Linked DNA regions of Homo sapiens: all the other regions are linked to region 1. Evidence: chromatin contacts called from ENCODE Hi-C or POLR2A ChIA-PET data. All regions are on one chromosome and are shown on one strand. The core of a region is the stretch at or near the end of the contact, and the rest is flanking DNA. Distances in the headings are between cores, read along the strand shown.

What was found. A loop is a pair of places that touch in the nucleus more often than their neighbours do. ChIA-PET counts read pairs that join two places held with the same protein, here RNA polymerase II (POLR2A). Pooled maps may share reads with other maps.
Region 2: a map of endothelial cell of umbilical vein shows a loop between it and region 1 (6-fold over the local background). The contact joins the promoter of TP53RK here to the promoter of YWHAB in region 1. A Hi-C loop is called at or near these places in 3 of 168 maps with a recorded cell type or tissue (CD4-positive, alpha-beta memory T cell, endothelial cell of umbilical vein and naive thymus-derived CD4-positive, alpha-beta T cell), 1 of 37 single-sample maps with no recorded cell type and 10 of 50 pooled maps.
Region 3: a map of CD8-positive, alpha-beta T cell shows a loop between it and region 1 (6-fold over the local background). The contact joins the promoter of IFT52 here to the promoter of YWHAB in region 1. A Hi-C loop is called at or near these places in 1 of 168 maps with a recorded cell type or tissue (CD8-positive, alpha-beta T cell) and 8 of 50 pooled maps. POLR2A ChIA-PET finds 5 or more read pairs at or near these places in 2 of 52 experiments (activated B cell and activated naive CD8-positive, alpha-beta T cell).
Region 4: a loop to region 1 is called in a map with no recorded cell type, with 6 times the contacts of the local background. The contact joins the enhancer-like site here to the promoter of YWHAB in region 1. A Hi-C loop is called at or near these places in 1 of 37 single-sample maps with no recorded cell type and 2 of 50 pooled maps. POLR2A ChIA-PET finds 5 or more read pairs at or near these places in 1 of 52 experiments (PC-9).
Region 5: a map of CD4-positive, alpha-beta T cell shows a loop between it and region 1 (4-fold over the local background). The contact joins the promoter of ZNF335 here to the promoter of YWHAB in region 1. A Hi-C loop is called at or near these places in 2 of 168 maps with a recorded cell type or tissue (CD4-positive, alpha-beta T cell and naive thymus-derived CD4-positive, alpha-beta T cell), 2 of 37 single-sample maps with no recorded cell type and 16 of 50 pooled maps.

Annotation. Positions count from the first base shown.
Region 1 is chr20:44,884,049-44,886,954 of GRCh38, forward strand. YWHAB (tyrosine 3-monooxygenase/tryptophan 5-monooxygenase activation protein beta) reads left to right here and starts at 1,657. Exons shown (of 6, transcript NM_139323.4): 1 at 1,657-1,838. RefSeq lists silencers at 1,281-1,340, 1,401-1,950 and an enhancer at 1,387-2,003.
Region 2 is chr20:46,687,911-46,690,816 of GRCh38, forward strand. It overlaps TP53RK (TP53 regulating kinase), which reads right to left and starts at 1,534. Exons shown (of 2, transcript NM_033550.4): 1 at 1,222-1,534. The coding sequence starts at 1,504. TP53RK-DT (TP53RK divergent transcript) reads left to right here and starts at 1,389. Exons shown (of 1, transcript NR_186399.1): 1 at 1,389-2,379. RefSeq lists a silencer at 1,113-1,162 and an enhancer at 1,393-1,982.
Region 3 is chr20:43,589,525-43,592,430 of GRCh38, forward strand. It overlaps IFT52 (intraflagellar transport 52), which reads left to right and starts at 1,413. Exons shown (of 14, transcript NM_016004.5): 1 at 1,413-1,530. RefSeq lists an enhancer at 1,535-1,604.
Region 4 is chr20:43,680,195-43,683,100 of GRCh38, forward strand. MYBL2 (MYB proto-oncogene like 2) reads left to right here. Exons shown (of 14, transcript NM_002466.4): 3 at 1,590-1,661; 4 at 2,600-2,692. Among named protein-coding and RNA genes, the nearest start is that of MYBL2, 15 kb to the left of the region's middle. Within about 2 kb of position 1,522, at least 9 of the 41 ENCODE cell types and tissues checked have a DNase peak (open chromatin) inside an H3K27ac peak, as active enhancers do.
Region 5 is chr20:45,970,792-45,973,697 of GRCh38, forward strand. It overlaps ZNF335 (zinc finger protein 335), which reads right to left and starts at 1,412. Exons shown (of 28, transcript NM_022095.4): 1 at 1,331-1,412; 2 at 419-669. The coding sequence starts at 619. RefSeq lists a silencer at 924-1,043 and an enhancer at 1,814-2,033.

The sequences.
Region 1 (2,906 bases), core at 407-2,906:
TAAAGGATAAGGGCAGCTTTTGGAGAACCCTGATTGTCACACTCAAGGAACTTATATATTGTCATCTAGGTCTGAGTGCACACTAAATAATTTAAGCAAGAACAGGACACGATTAGAATGGTATTTTTAAAAGATCACTTGGCAGTTGACGGGCGAGGCTGAGACCAAATGGTGAATTAGAAGTCTGTCATTTAGCTAAGTAAGGGTAAAGGCAAGACGGCAAAGGCCTATTTACTTGGCTTTTTCTCCTACCCGACTGCAAACTCCAAGACAGCAGGGCCCCACCTGCCTTGTTCATTGCTGTGTCTCCAGCACTAAGCAAAAAGCCTGTTCAACATTTGTTGAAAGAATAAATGAACAGGAGAGAGGGAAGGCGAGAGGCATTTTGAAGGACTGAGTTTAAAAATCAACTACCTTGAAGCCGGTCGAGGTGGTTCATGTCTGTAATCCCAGCACTTTGGGAGGCTGAGGCGGGTGGATCACCTGAGGTCAGGAGTTTGAGACCAGCCCGGCCAATATGGCGAAGCCCCGTGTCTACTAAAAATACAAAAACTAGCCGAGAGTGGTGGCATGCACCTGTTATCCCAGCTACTCAGGAGGCTGAGGCAGGAGAATTGCTTGAACCTGGGAGGCAGAGATTGCAGTGAGCCAAGATTGTGACACTGCCTGGGCGACAGAAAGAGACTCTGTCTCAAAAACAGAAAACAAAACAAAACAAAACAAAACAAAATCAACTACCTTCAGAGGAGTAGAATGTTGGTAATTGTGAGAGCAGTCATGGAGGGGAGGGGAGCCATGGAGGCCTGTTTCCTTCCCTGAACTTCCTCAACGAGGGGGCATCTTAAAGAAGAAATCATGTACACAGATTTTTGTGGGTTTTTTTTGGAGACAGGGTCTCACTCTGTCTCCCAGGTTGGAGTGCAGTGGCATGACCATAGCTCACTGCAGCCTACAACTCCCGGCCTCAAGCAATCCTCTCACCTCAGCTTCCCAAAGTGCTGAGATTACAGGCGCGAACCACTGCGCTCGACCCTACACAGGTTTTTTAAAAAGACGTTTGTGCATTGGATTCCTGGCACTTCACGTGGCCTCTTCAGTCTACCAAAGAAGGAAAAGGTAAGTACCCTGAAGGATTGAAAGGATTAAATGAACATTGAGGGATGAGCAATTTCTGTTCTTCCCTGGCTCCAGCATTACCAAAGCACACAGTAAGAGGACTGACATCGGCCTCCGACCCAGTGAGGATTACTTTCGGGGTGGAGGGGGAACTGCTAAACCTCGAATCTCCGGGACTGGCCCTGGCGCGTTTCCAGTCCCAGCAGAAAGGGCAATCCCCATCCAGACCACACTCCTAGTCCTCCTTATTCCCACACAGCCCGTATCTTGACCACCCCCAGCTCCGCCCTCTCTCCTCCCACCTCCTTTTCCCGCTCCCCCGCCCCATTTCCTTCTTCTCCGCCCACCTCCTCCTGGGTCCCTCCCCCGGCCATCCGCCCTGCCCCGGCCCCTGCAACCCTGCCTTTCGCTCTTCTTCCTCCTCCCTTCCGTCTGCGCCCCTCCCGTGGGGCCGTGGCAACCCCGTGCCTCGCTTGCCCAATGAGAACACGGTTTGGGGCGGGGCGCGGCCAGGACCGGAGCGGAAGTGGCGATCGGAGCGGAAGTGGAGCTACCGCCACCGCCGCCGCCGATTCCGGAGCCGGGGTAGTCGCCGCCGCCGCCGCCGCTGCAGCCACTGCAGGCACCGCTGCCGCCGCCTGAGTAGTGGGCTTAGGAAGGAAGAGGTCATCTCGCTCGGAGCTTCGCTCGGAAGGGTCTTTGTTCCCTGCAGCCCTCCCACGGTGAGTGCGGCGCGGGGTCCGACCGGGGCCCCCGGGGGCCCAAACTCGAAGCCCCTCTCTGGCTGCTGCGACGACGGCGGCCCAGTGGGTGGGCCCCGTGGGGTAGCGGCGCGCTGCCTCTTTCGCTCCGCGCGGCCGCCGGCGGCGAGGCCAGACCTCGCAGCGGCCCCTCCCTGTTTCCGGGGCCGGGCCCTTTACCTCTTGGAGAGGCTCGGGCCGCCTGAGGTCCTGCCGGCCGGGCGGGGTGCAACTCCGTACTGTGCCGTAAGGGACAGCGGAGCCGGGGATCCCGGACCCTCCCTCACTATCTGCTTCGGGCCCCACGCGACCCCTCCCTGCGTCTTGGTCGGCAAGAACGTCCCCTTCAGCCCTGTCACCTCTGCTCCGTGCTTTCTGGTTTCCAGAAATTAAAATTTAATCAAACGCGGATGAGTTTTCTAGCCCCAGTCCCCGTGTTTGGCTCCTCCTGGATGAGTAAGGGGTTTAACCTTGGGAGACAGCAGTGGGGGAACCCCCTCCCATTTTGCAGTAAAACCATTTCATCATCCTTCACTGGTTATGGAGCCTGGCAGGACCCAAGATTCCCTAGGAAGGGAATTGGGTTTGAATCAAGAAAATCTGTTTGTTGGAGCCGGTTACTGAGTCAGGCCGGATCCCCAGGAAAAAATATCAGGGGGTGAGAATCGGAGTATTTTCTCACAGTATTTACCGTCATTTAATGCCAGATTCTTTTGTGTCTTTACCCCAAATTCCCCCATATTGTGTGTTAGCACGTTTTTCGGTCTGAAATTTGCCCGGTGGCTTCCTGGTCGGGGGGTGGGGAGCGGAGGGAAGAAGAGGTGGGAAGGTGAGTGCATCTTTGCCGCAAATGGAGAACTCCCATATAATGGGGTTTTCAGAGGTGGCAGCCTTGGTAAGCAATTTGCCAACCTTTCTGTAAAATACATGTTTCTTGTCGTTGCCTTCATTGCATTTCTCTTTGGTAAGGCTAGATAGCATCAGGTCCTGATTTTGCTTGCCCTGTGTGGGAGATGGAATTTGGCAAGATGATGCTATGAACATAAAATC
Region 2 (2,906 bases), core at 284-2,783, 1.8 Mb after region 1:
GAGAGGACAGGGTTCAAATCCCAGCTGCTTTTCTTATTAGTTGTCTAATCTAATCTTAAAATTACATTAACTTCTCTAAGCCTCAGTTTCTGCTACTATACAAGGAACAATAGCTCCAATAAACTCAATGAATCTTTACTGAAAGTCAACCAGGCTCAGTATACTTTTCTAGAAACTGAGAGATGTTATCAATGGGGATACAGCAATAAACAAGCCAGCTATAATACAATCTCTGCTTAACGAAACAGATCATGAGGCTGAAAACAGAAATATGAATACACAAATAACTTCATGAAATCTTAAGTCTCTGAAAGGGCAGCAATGTGTCCGCTTGTTGGCTACTGAATATCCCCCACCCAGATCTCCCAGCACTTAACAATGTCCTGGTACCCACTGGTACCTAAAAAATACTGATAAAAGAAAGGCAAGAAGCGTAAAAGTAAAAAGCCAGGGCTTCTGAGTCAGAGGCATAAGGAGCTGAGGGCCTGGACCGGCCACTTAGTAACCGTGTAACCTTGGGCAAGTTACTTCTCTCTGAGTGTCACTTTCTCATCTGAGGACAAAGTTTATGGTGCTGGCGCACAATGATGTTTAATGAAAAAATAGGCAATTTAATGAAATCCAACATTTATTGGGCACTATGTGCCAGGCACACATTTGAACATAATACGTGACACACATACCTCCTCTAATGGTCACAACATCCCTATGACATGGATACTGCTACTATGTCTCCCATTTTACAGGTGAGAAAACCGAGGCTGAGAGGCTAAATAACTTGTTGAAAGGCTACACAAGCAGCAGAGTTAGTATTTCAACCCAGGGAGCCTGGCTCCAGTGGGGCAAGTACTTGTCATTACATGTTTCTTAAAACTAATAAATGGAAAGATAATGATCGAAAATTGAAACGAGTCAAATGGGGAAACCAAGGCTCAGGGAAGTTAAACATGTTCAACATTGAGCAATAATGACAGATCCCAGATTTGAACCAGGCAGAACGGCCTCAGGACAAAAGCTTGACGCTGCATGGCCACGTGGTTTCTTAAGACTTAACGAATGAAAAAAGGGATGAAAGAATAACATTTCCGAAAGGCCGGACACCGCAGAAGGCACAGAAGGAGAAACTGAGGGAAATCCAGCTTCGGAGCGCAGGGGAGTCCCTCACCCGCCCAGGCCCCAGAGCCTCGGGGCCGCCCACGCCGGGATCCCGGCCCACCTTACCAGCGCGGCGACAGCGGAGGAGCGCCCGGGCCTCCTGCACCGTCCGCCGTCTGCCAAGCCGCGCCTCCAGCGCCGGGTGCCGGTAGCCCTTGGGGAAGCGGTGCTTGATCACCGCCGCGCGGCCCTGGAAGCGGCCACGGAACACGCGCGCCTCGGCACCCTGCTTCACCAGCTCCAGGCCGCTCAAGAAGCGGCTGCTCCGCTCCCGGGCTGCGGCCAGAGCCTCAGCCTCCGGGGCGGGCTCCTCGCCATCGGCCGGCGTAGTAGCTCTGGCCGCCGCCATGACTGCTCGGCGCAACAGCTCCAACCGATCAGCTGTCTCTGAAAACTGTCGCGATGCTTCGGCTCGCTTCGGAAATCCTGGGACTTCTTCGGCAATCCTGGGACTTCTTCGGCTACCCGAATGCGTCCACCCCGGACACTTCCGGCCTGTAAGTGGTTACGCCTCCCAACTTTTCGGCTCTCTGAAGCCTGAGGTTCCCTGCAGGAAGGGCTCTTGTGGCCCCGCCTTCCGCCTCTTCGGCTATCTCCGTACACGTTCGGCAACGCTCAGTAAGTGGCTCTTCCCGACTCCTTGGCTCTCCGGAAATCTTCGGTGACTCTCGCAGCCGGCTTTGGGGGCCCACCTCTCAGTTGGTCGTCTCTTTCCGGAAAACTTCGGCGCCTCTCGAGAAAAACGTCGGACGCGCTTTGCTCTCTTCAGAAGTCTCTTCCGGGACAGCTGTACCCTCTAGTAGTCTCTTTTTGGAACTCCTCTTCCCCTGACTCCTACATTCCCCCCAAAATGTGCTCATACAAGTCAGAGTCGGAAGGGTCAGACAATGAACCATGTTTCCGACATCCTCTTAAGTGCTAGGATAACTACCATTTAGTGCATTCAGAAGAAATAAGGTTAAATGATGAAAATCCTTACAGAAAAGAAAATTGAGACTCAGAGCTGGCAGAGGGGGTGGTAAGATGGGGTGGGGAGTGGGGGCTGGGGAATCCGGGAAAGTCTTCCGGAGACAGAACCTAAACTGAATTGGGAATAATTAAACTTTTTCAGTTTCTACCTGTTTCATTACAAAGCTTATAATAACACAGGCTGTAGCAAATTCTTACAATACGGAACTTTGCACACGCACACATAAATAAATAAACTACCTATCCCCCTTGTGACACTGCTGGCCGTTAGTTTCTTTCCAGAATTTTCTTTCATTCAGTGTGCACACTCACACATCGTTGTGGCGTTTTTTCCAACATAAATGACATCATACTGTGGGTTCTTTGGCAACTTGCTTTTCATTTTCCTAAACAATTTATCTCAGACTATATTCCATATCAATACATACAGAGCTACCACGTCCTTCTACCTGGTCAGGCAGTTTCTTGTTGCTAAACAGTTGTTTCCAGTTTGTTGTTTCTCAGGAAAACACTTTACTTACTATTGCCAGTTTATTATAAAAGATAGTATAAAAGATAAAAATGAACAGCCAGATGAAGACGTACATAAGGAAAAGTAAAAATTGTACGTGTTTATCGTAAGTAACATGTTTTGAAATATGTATACATTGTGGAATGGCTAAATCCAGCTAGTTAACGTTACCTAACATACTGATCATTTCGGGGGTGAGGACACTTAAAATCTATTATCTTAGCATTTTTCAAGAATACAACCCATTGTTATTATCTATAGTCACCATGTC
Region 3 (2,906 bases), core at 163-2,662, 1.3 Mb before region 1:
AGAAAAGGTGTTACTGTTACCCAGGTCCCAGACTCCTGGCCTCAAGCAGTCCTCCCACCTTGGCCTCCCAAAATGCTGGGATTACAGGCAGAAGCCACTTCATCTGACCAAAGAGAATTCTCAAATCACCCTGTTCTCCACTTTCTTTTTGAGACAAGGTCTCACTGTGTTGCCTAGGCTAGAGTGCGGCGGCACCATGACGGCTCACTGCAGCCTCAACCTCCTAGGATCAATCAATCAATCCTCCCACCTCAGTCTCCCAAGCAGCTGGGACTACAGGCGCGCGCCACCACGCCCAGGTAATTTTTCCTATTTTTAGTAGATACCGGGTTTCGCCATGTTGCCTAGGCTGGCCTCAAACTCCTGGGCTAAAGAGATCCACCTGCCTCGGCCTCCCAAAGTGCTGGGATTACAGGAGAGAGCCGCTGCGCCCGGCCCGTCTCCACTTTTAAAATTTCCAGTGACAGAAATTGTGGAAAGCAACACGAGTTGTATGTGTTTTAATATCCTAGATTCGAAGACAAACATAAATGTAAATAAAAACTGTCAGAGCTCTCTGCAATCTTCAGTTTGGGTCTTCCAGGCTGCTGCAGCGTTGTTCACAAATCCACACACCTCTAAAGGCAGGCACAGAGCGCTTTCCTGGGTAGTCGGGTGGCCTGTTGGTAGTTGCAGGCTTCTGGTTTCCCATCTTAATGGCGATGGCAGGGCAACCTGTATTGGTGGTGCTTTTGCACAAGCAGTTCTTTCTGCCGGGAACGCCCTTCCCCAGCCTTTGCCTTAATGAATACCACTCTCTCTTCAAATCTCTGCTCAACAGGGGCGCCTTTTTGACCAGCTTAGTCGTTAGACTCCCTAATACAGTTCATAGTTTTCACATTTTTGTAGAATCTATTCAAGTTCTAACTCCCCGCCATGCTCGCCGGCGCTCAAGCCTAGTACCATGGCAAGCAAAGATGCGGAGTTAATAAAACAGAATTATACGGTTTATCATTCTCAACACTAAACCTGCGCACCCTTTTCCGTTAAGTAGTTCCTAATAGTCCAGCACAGCCTTCCGCCCGGCCCCGCCCTCGCCTGGCTCCACTCTGCTCCTGCGCTTTGGGAATCGAAGCTGGGGCGTTCTCCAACCCCCCCGCGCTGGAAGCCTTCACTATTCTCCTCCCTGTGGGTGGAGCGAAGTTTGGGCACTTGGGTCCTACCGTTGTTATTAGTCTTTACTCGTAATTGATACTAAAGAACAAAATTAAATGGGTTTATTTTTGGTGAAAAGTTAATTCTCCTTATGTTTGGATTTGCCCCTCATGCACCAAATGGTACAGCCCCACATCAGTCAGGCTGCCTACCCCTGACGCCTGCGACGGAGAGGCGCCTTCCGTGCTGTCGTCATCACGTCGGCCGGAGCTAGCGCTGCGTCCTGGGCCACGCCTCCCGGCGCACCGACGCGCCTCTCCGGTTACTAAGCGGCCTTGGATACCTGGCCGCGGGATGCTGGGCGGCGTCAGGTGAGCGGTGGTCGCTGGGCCTCAGGTAAAGGGCGCCAACAGTGGTGGGCCGGCTGGGGCGTTGGTGCGGCCTGGGAGCTGGCGAGGGACTCGCCGCACTCTTCGAGGCCGCTGGGCCGGTCATAGAACATCCAGGGTCCCCCGGGGTGAAGTAAACTGTGGGCGCGGACGTAGCCCGGGTTCCTGGCGCCCCGGCTGGGCGCCCATCTCCACGGCCTCGGGTGGTGCAGGTGTTTAGTCGTTCCGCTGACTATGAAAGAGCATGGGACGAGGAATCGTACAGTCTTAATCTCTCTTCTGTCGTGGCTGCGACCCCTCGGTATTCATGTGGGAAAATACTGATTTGACTGGTAATGTTATTGAAGAGAAAGCGAGAGAATGGTTTGGCAGCGTTACCCAAATATTTGTTATTTTTATAGTTTTAAAGGCCTTATACTATTATTAAGGAAATGCATTTCTGGCTAAGTCTGACAGTACAGGAACGCAGACCTGCTACTCTCACCAGGGGCTGAACTAACAGAACAAAAAAAGATAGATGTATCACGGTGGTGGGACCATGGAGGGGGCAGTTTTTCAACTGGACAAAATGATGTTAAAGTGCTTAAAGAAGGATAAATATGTGAAAGTAGCCAGGAAAATTCTAAAATTAATGCTAATAAGGGAGATTAGCTCTCCAGAACCACCAGATATTATAACATAAAGGTATAGCAATTAAACTAGCATAGAAGATGGGTGCAGCAGTGTGGGCCCGTAGTCCTGGCTACTTGGTAGGCTGAGGCGGCAGGATCCCTTGAGCCCAGGAGTCAGAGACCAGCATGGGTATCAAAAGGAAACCCTGTCTCTGAAAATAAATAAATTAATTTAAAAAGTTTGGGACTCAGCAGGAGCTTACAGGTAGATAAAATATATTAGAACTCAGAATAAGAGCGATTTATATATAGGGATTTATTATATAGGCGAGGTGGTACTGTATTTCAAATCAGCATTGAAGAGATGAATTGGGGTCAGGCAGCTTTTTTAGCAATTTAGAAAATAATTAAACCAGTCGAGCGAGGTGGCTCACACCTGTAATCCCAGCACTTTGGGAGGCCAAAGCGGGTGGATCACTTGAGGTCAGGAGTTCCAGACCAGCCTGGCCAACCTGGTGAAACACCGTCTCTACTATGGCGCGCGCCTGTAATCCCAGCTACTGGGGAGGCTGAGGCAGGAGAATTGCTTGAACTTGGGAGGCGGAGGTTGCAGCGAGCCGAGATTGCACCACTGCACTCCAGCCTGGGTGACAGAGCAAGACTATGCTTTGAAAAAGAAGGAAAAAAAAAAGGAATGAAGCCCATTTTGAGCACCACAATAATTTCCAAATGGACTAAAATTTAAATGTTAAAAAATTACATCACGAATTAG
Region 4 (2,906 bases), core at 272-2,771, 1.2 Mb before region 1:
TAATTTTTGTATTAGTAGAGACGAACTTTCACCATGTTGGCCAGGCTGGTCTCAAACTCCTGACCTCAGGTGATCCACCTGCCTCGGCCTCCTGAAGTGTTGGGGTTAAAGGCATGAGCCACTGCTCCCTGCCTGATTTTGACTATTTTAGATGCTTCCTGTGAGTGGAATCCTGAGTATTTGCCCTGTCTGGCTATTTGACTTAGCATAGTGTCCTCAGCTTTCATCCATGCTGTAGCATGTGTCAGAATTCTCTCGACTGAGTAATATCCATTGTTTATATGCATGACATTTTCTTTCTTTTTTCTTTTGTTTGAGATGGAGTCTCACTCTTGCTCTGTTGCCGAGGCTGGAGTGCAGTGGCATGATCTCGGCTCACTGCAACCTCCGCCTCCCAGGTTCAAGCAATTCTTCCTCATCCTCCCGAGTAGCTGGGATTACAGGCACCCACCACCACACCTGGCTAATTTTTGTATTTTTAATAGAGATGGGGTTTCGCCATATTGGCCAGGCTGGTCTCGAACCCCTGACCTCGTGATCTGCCCACCACGGCCTCCCAAAGTGCTGGGATTACAGGTGTGAGCCACTGCGCCTGGCTTGACATTTTCTTTATATATTAATTGATTTGACTGAGGAAAACTTTATATATAATTAACTACAACCATTTGTAGTACAATTCAGTAGAACCACCAGCACAGCCGGGCTATAGGACATTTCCATTGTCCCCAAGACATTCCTTGCCCCCCTTTGCTGTTCATCCCTTTCCACCACTGGCCTCAGACAACCACTTTTTGTCCCTATAGCTTAGTTTACATTTTCTAGAACTTCATGTGCATGGAATCATACGGCATGTACCCTCCTGTGTCTGGCTTCTTTCACACATCATAGTGACACTGAGATTCATGTTATCGCGTGAATTGGTAGTTCATTTCGGGAGGCTATTTTGATAGATACTAGCCTGTCTTCTAACTACTCTTGTTTTTGCCCAGACCTCCAGCTTCTAGTGCTGAATCACTGTCAGCTCTGGCCTGAGTTCAGTAATGACCTCCTTATGTCCGCTCGGCTCCCTTCCAGCCCCTTTCCCACCCTGTAGCAGGCAAAGAGAACTTTACAAAGTTCTCTTCATAGAACGTTTGACTGTGACCACCCACTCTTCAAACACATCAGTGGTTTTGCATGATAGATGGTTGAACTGATGCTGCGAATGGTCTGGCCCCTATGGTTCCCTCCAAAATCATCTTGGATCTGTTTTGCTTCCTCCATTTTAGCTATTCTGCATTTCCTTGGAACCTGTCCCTTAGTGTCCCTGAGTAGGCAGTCACCACGTACCTCTCCATATCTCCCAGCAGGGGGTGGCTTTACTTTTGTTCCTGTGAGCCTTCCATTGGCAGCTGGCTCCCTCCCATGAGATCAGGGGCAGCTCTTTTGCTGCCTGCTGCTGCAGCTGTAGTGCCTGGCACCTTGTACGTATTCACTTCATGACGGAATGGATGAACGAGGCTGTTCTTTTAGATTGGGCTCTGTCACGGGCAGCCCTGAGGTTTTCTGCACGTATGTGTGCTGAGCCCCTGTCTTTCTGGTGTTGGCAGGACGAGCAGCTGAGGGCCCTGGTGAGGCAGTTTGGACAGCAGGACTGGAAGTTCCTGGCCAGCCACTTCCCTGTGAGTACAGTCCTGCTGTGGCCCTCCCTCGGGGCAAGGGCTCTGGGAGAACAGTGTGCCTGGGACAGACTTTGCCAAGGAGGGGAAAAGGGAGTTCCTTACTCAGCCCCTGAAAACAAAACCAAATAAAACAGGGCAAATGGACCTTTGTAGGATCTCTCTTCCCAAGCTGGCATTCAGGGTACACTGCTGTAAACATCTTCCAGCTCCTCAGCATGCCTGGTGGTCTTCAGGCTCTGAGACATTTGCAGCATGTGGTGCATATTTGCATTTCTTCCTGTAAGTCAGGAGTGAACAGGTGTTCGGTTTCTCAACAGTGAGACTGAAACTGAGGGGAAGTGATGCTTTCAGCAGGCTTCATGGTGAGGCCCCTGCAGGGCTGGCAGGTGCTACCACATTCGAGTATTTAGAGCCTCCTGATGGTGAGGGGGTTCCCCTCAGGACCTCCTTCTCAGGCCCTCCCACCCCTGACCCACAGGTGTCTGGGAGGGAGGGGGTGTGGCAGGAGCTGCCATATGTCTTACTGCCTGGGCTGCTCAGAAAGCATGTCACCAGATCCTTTCCTGCCCCATTTCCTCATCTCCCCCTCTTCTGTGTAATCTGAACTCTTCAGGGAATAAAAATGCTCTCCTAGAAAAAAGCAGGGGTCCCTGACGTACAAGGAATTAAAGACTTGTGATGGTGGCCCCTTGTGTTCGGTTGGTAGGGAGCGGCTTCCCACAGGGGACCGAGTTTGCCCTCTCGTGTAGCAAAGGGAAACCGCCCATGTTCCGGCATGTGGGCTTGCAGTGAGTGGTGGCTGCATGGAACAGGACACACCTACCCAAGGTGTGCCTAGTCCCAGGCCATAGGCCCCTGAGCCTAGTACTTAACCAGGCCCCCAGCCCGAGGTCCCAGAAGTTCTCACAGATTGGTTTGTTCTTCTGTTCTTTTCCCAGAACCGCACTGACCAGCAATGCCAGTACAGGTGGCTGAGAGTTTTGAATCCAGACCTTGTCAAGGGGCCATGGACCAAAGAGGAAGACCAAAAAGTAACTGCTGGGACAGTGCCTTGCACACAGTGGGTCTTCACCCACCAGTGTACCTGGGGACTGTGAGATTGCCTTGTGTTGGGGTTGGGGGTGTCAAGCTGAGCATTGGGTGTGAGTTGTCTACCAGCCAGTCTGGACACTCTTATGCTGCCCTGGCTCCAGCCCTGAGATTCCAAGTTTCAGAGTGTCTCCAGGCTTCCTCACTCATGGTCTG
Region 5 (2,906 bases), core at 162-2,661, 1.1 Mb after region 1:
ATTTGCCCAAGCTGGTCTCCAACTCCTGGGCTCAAGTGATCCTCCCACCTCAGCCTTCCAAAGTGCTGGGATTACAGGCGATGAGCTACCACTCCTGGCCTAGACATCTGCCTCTCAAAGTGTGAGGACTGTGGGTAGTATAGTAGCTAAGACCACAGCCTAGATTTGAATCCTGGCTCTGTCTGCACTCTGTACCTCGGCATCCTTTTCTATAAGATGTGGGAAAAAATGGTATGTGTCTTAGAAGGTATGAAGCTCAAATGAGAAAATCCATTTTAGGGGTTTGGCTTGGTGCCTGGCTCACAGTAAACCAGAAACACCAAGTATTAGCTACAAACAAGCCTTGTTTCCTCTTGGCTGTCAGGCACTGCTGCTCGCGGTCCTTGCCTCCACCCACGCCGTCCAGCCGGGTCCATACCTGAGAACGGCTGCCGCGGTCCGAGCTTTGCCCCACGCCAGAGTCATCGGCCTCTGCCTGCCCCGGGGCGGCCGCGGCGTCGCTGCTGTCGGCGGACACGGCTTCTGAGGTGCCCACACCCAGGCCGCTCTCAGAGGGCTCCTCGGGCCGGCCAGGCCCAGGGGCCGCGTCGCTGCTGCTCTCCACCTCGTTCTCCTCCATCTGATCGGCGGGCTGCCTGACAGCGGGGCGTAGGGTCTGGGAACTTCACTCTGAGAAGAGAGGTGACCGTGGCTGGAACAAGTGGGCCATCTCCCCAGCCCCGGCAACCACGGCCACCCATTTGCACCCCTGCGCCCATTTTGCAGATGCGAAGATTGAGTCTCCGACGGGGCGGAGCTTCCTGGTGTATTGCGAGGGGAGCTCGGGAAAAACTTGACGGAGAAGCTGTGCTTCCCAGGCTAAGGCCCTTCCCGGGAGGGTGGTCAATGGCTGGTAATCTTGACCCTTTCCCTCGCCCCCACGATTCTCGTGGAGCGTTCCGCTCTGTGAGCCCCATCCGGGCCCAGTGGTTCAGCCCTTCGGCCCCCGCGTCCCCCCGGGTTGCAGGGCCGGTGGTACAGCCCGCTGGCCCCCTGGGTCAGTGGTTCGCTCCCCCCCGGTTCCCCTGCGGAGGCGGCTGACAGCGACGGTCTCGGGGCCTGGCGATTTGGGGCTGTCCCCGGCGCTGCCTGTGCTCCAGGCCCGACGCCATCTTGTGGTGGCGCCGGGTTTCCGCTCAGGCAAGTGCGAGAGCGACTAAAGGGCCTGGGACCCCGGGGCCCTGTTCGGACAGCCCCGCCGGCCTGGGACCTCGCCTCCGGGTATCCCCGCAGTGTGACCTCACTCCACGGCAGGGTACGGTGGGGCCGCCTAACTCTACCCGAAGCTCACCCGAGGCTTTCGTAGCCACGTTCCTCTCTGACTCCGGCATCGACGAGGTCGCCATCCTCTTTCCTCCGCTGCGGAGGAACCCATCGGCCTATTGTAGGCCGGAACTACTTCCCCCGCTGGCCCCGGGAAAGACACATTTTCAGTGTTCCGGAAGGTCGCTCCGAGGCCTCAAAACCATAATCGGGTCTCAACAGACTCTGGGACTTTATACGTCGCCCGGTGTTTGGCACTGAGCCCACTATGGTTTGGGGACTACTTTATCTCGGCGGAGTGTTACGTAGGAAGTGGTTGTGACGTCATTCTGGTCCCTTCCCTAGGCCGCAGGGTTGGGCGCGGCGAATGCGCGCCCCGCTCTCTTGGGGCGTGGCTCCCAGTGGGGGGCGTGGCTCCCGGTGGCTTGGCCGCGCCCCTCCTACAACAGCCCGGAAGAGCGTGTGGCCGCGGGCGACTTTGGCTTGGCCAAAGAGGAATTCATGTTGTCAGTCATTTTACCTGACTCATTACTTATTACTTAGCGCGCTGCTGCAACCCAATCGAGCTCTGCCCGTTAGGTTTGATGTGTTTTGTTGGGAAGGGAATGTATAATTATTGTACAGATAGGGAAACTGAGGTCTGGGTATGGGAAGGGCTGGTCCAAAATCACATCCAATAAAGGGACTCAGGAGCTAAGTACGGATGGCAGGAGTCGGGGAAATGGAAAGAAGTTAATGCTTGTCCCTTAGGTTTGTATACATATTTGTTAACATTAATAGAGCTGAGGCCGGGCGCTGTGAGTCACGCCTGTAATTCCAACACTTTGGGACGCCAAGGCAGGAGAATCGCTTGATCCCAGGAGTTCCAAACCAGCCTGGGCAAAAGAGCGAGACCCCATCTCTACAAAAAAAAGAAAAAAAAGAAAAATTAGCCAGGCATGGTGGCGCGTGCCTATAATCCCAGTTGCTCGGGAGGCTGAGGTGGGAGGATCGCTTGAGTCTGGGAGGTTGAGGCTGCAGCGAACCGTGATCACACCACTGCACTTCAGCCTGGGCGACAGAGCGAGACCCTCTTTCAAAAAATAAATAAATACAAGTCAACTACCTATCCTTTAAAAGTGGAGAAAGAAAAAAAATTTTAATTAAAAGTCAGCTGCCCTTAAGGTATGTCCTTCCTCCGGAAATGTCACCTTCTGTTTTAAGACTTTTAGCAGTTTGCAGTGGAAGAGCACAAGAGGGAGTAAGGCGCTCTGGTTTTTGTCCCTAAGTCTCTGTAGTTCCATAGGCTATTTTCCTTAATTGAAAGATACAAATTTTGGGGGAAAAAAATCTCAAAAAAACTCCTAAGCAGGCTGGGCGCGGTGGCTCACGCCTGTAATCTCAGCACTTTGGGAAGCTGAGTCGGGCGGATCACCTGAGGTTGGGAGTTTGAGACCAGCCTGATCAACATGGAGAAACCCCATCTGTACGAAAAATACAAAAGCAGCTGGGCGTGGTGGCGCATGCCGTAATCCCAGCTATTCAGGAGGCTGAGCCAGGACAATAGCTTGAACCCGGGAGGCAGAGGTTGCGGTGAGCCGAGATCACGCCATTGCCTTCCAGCC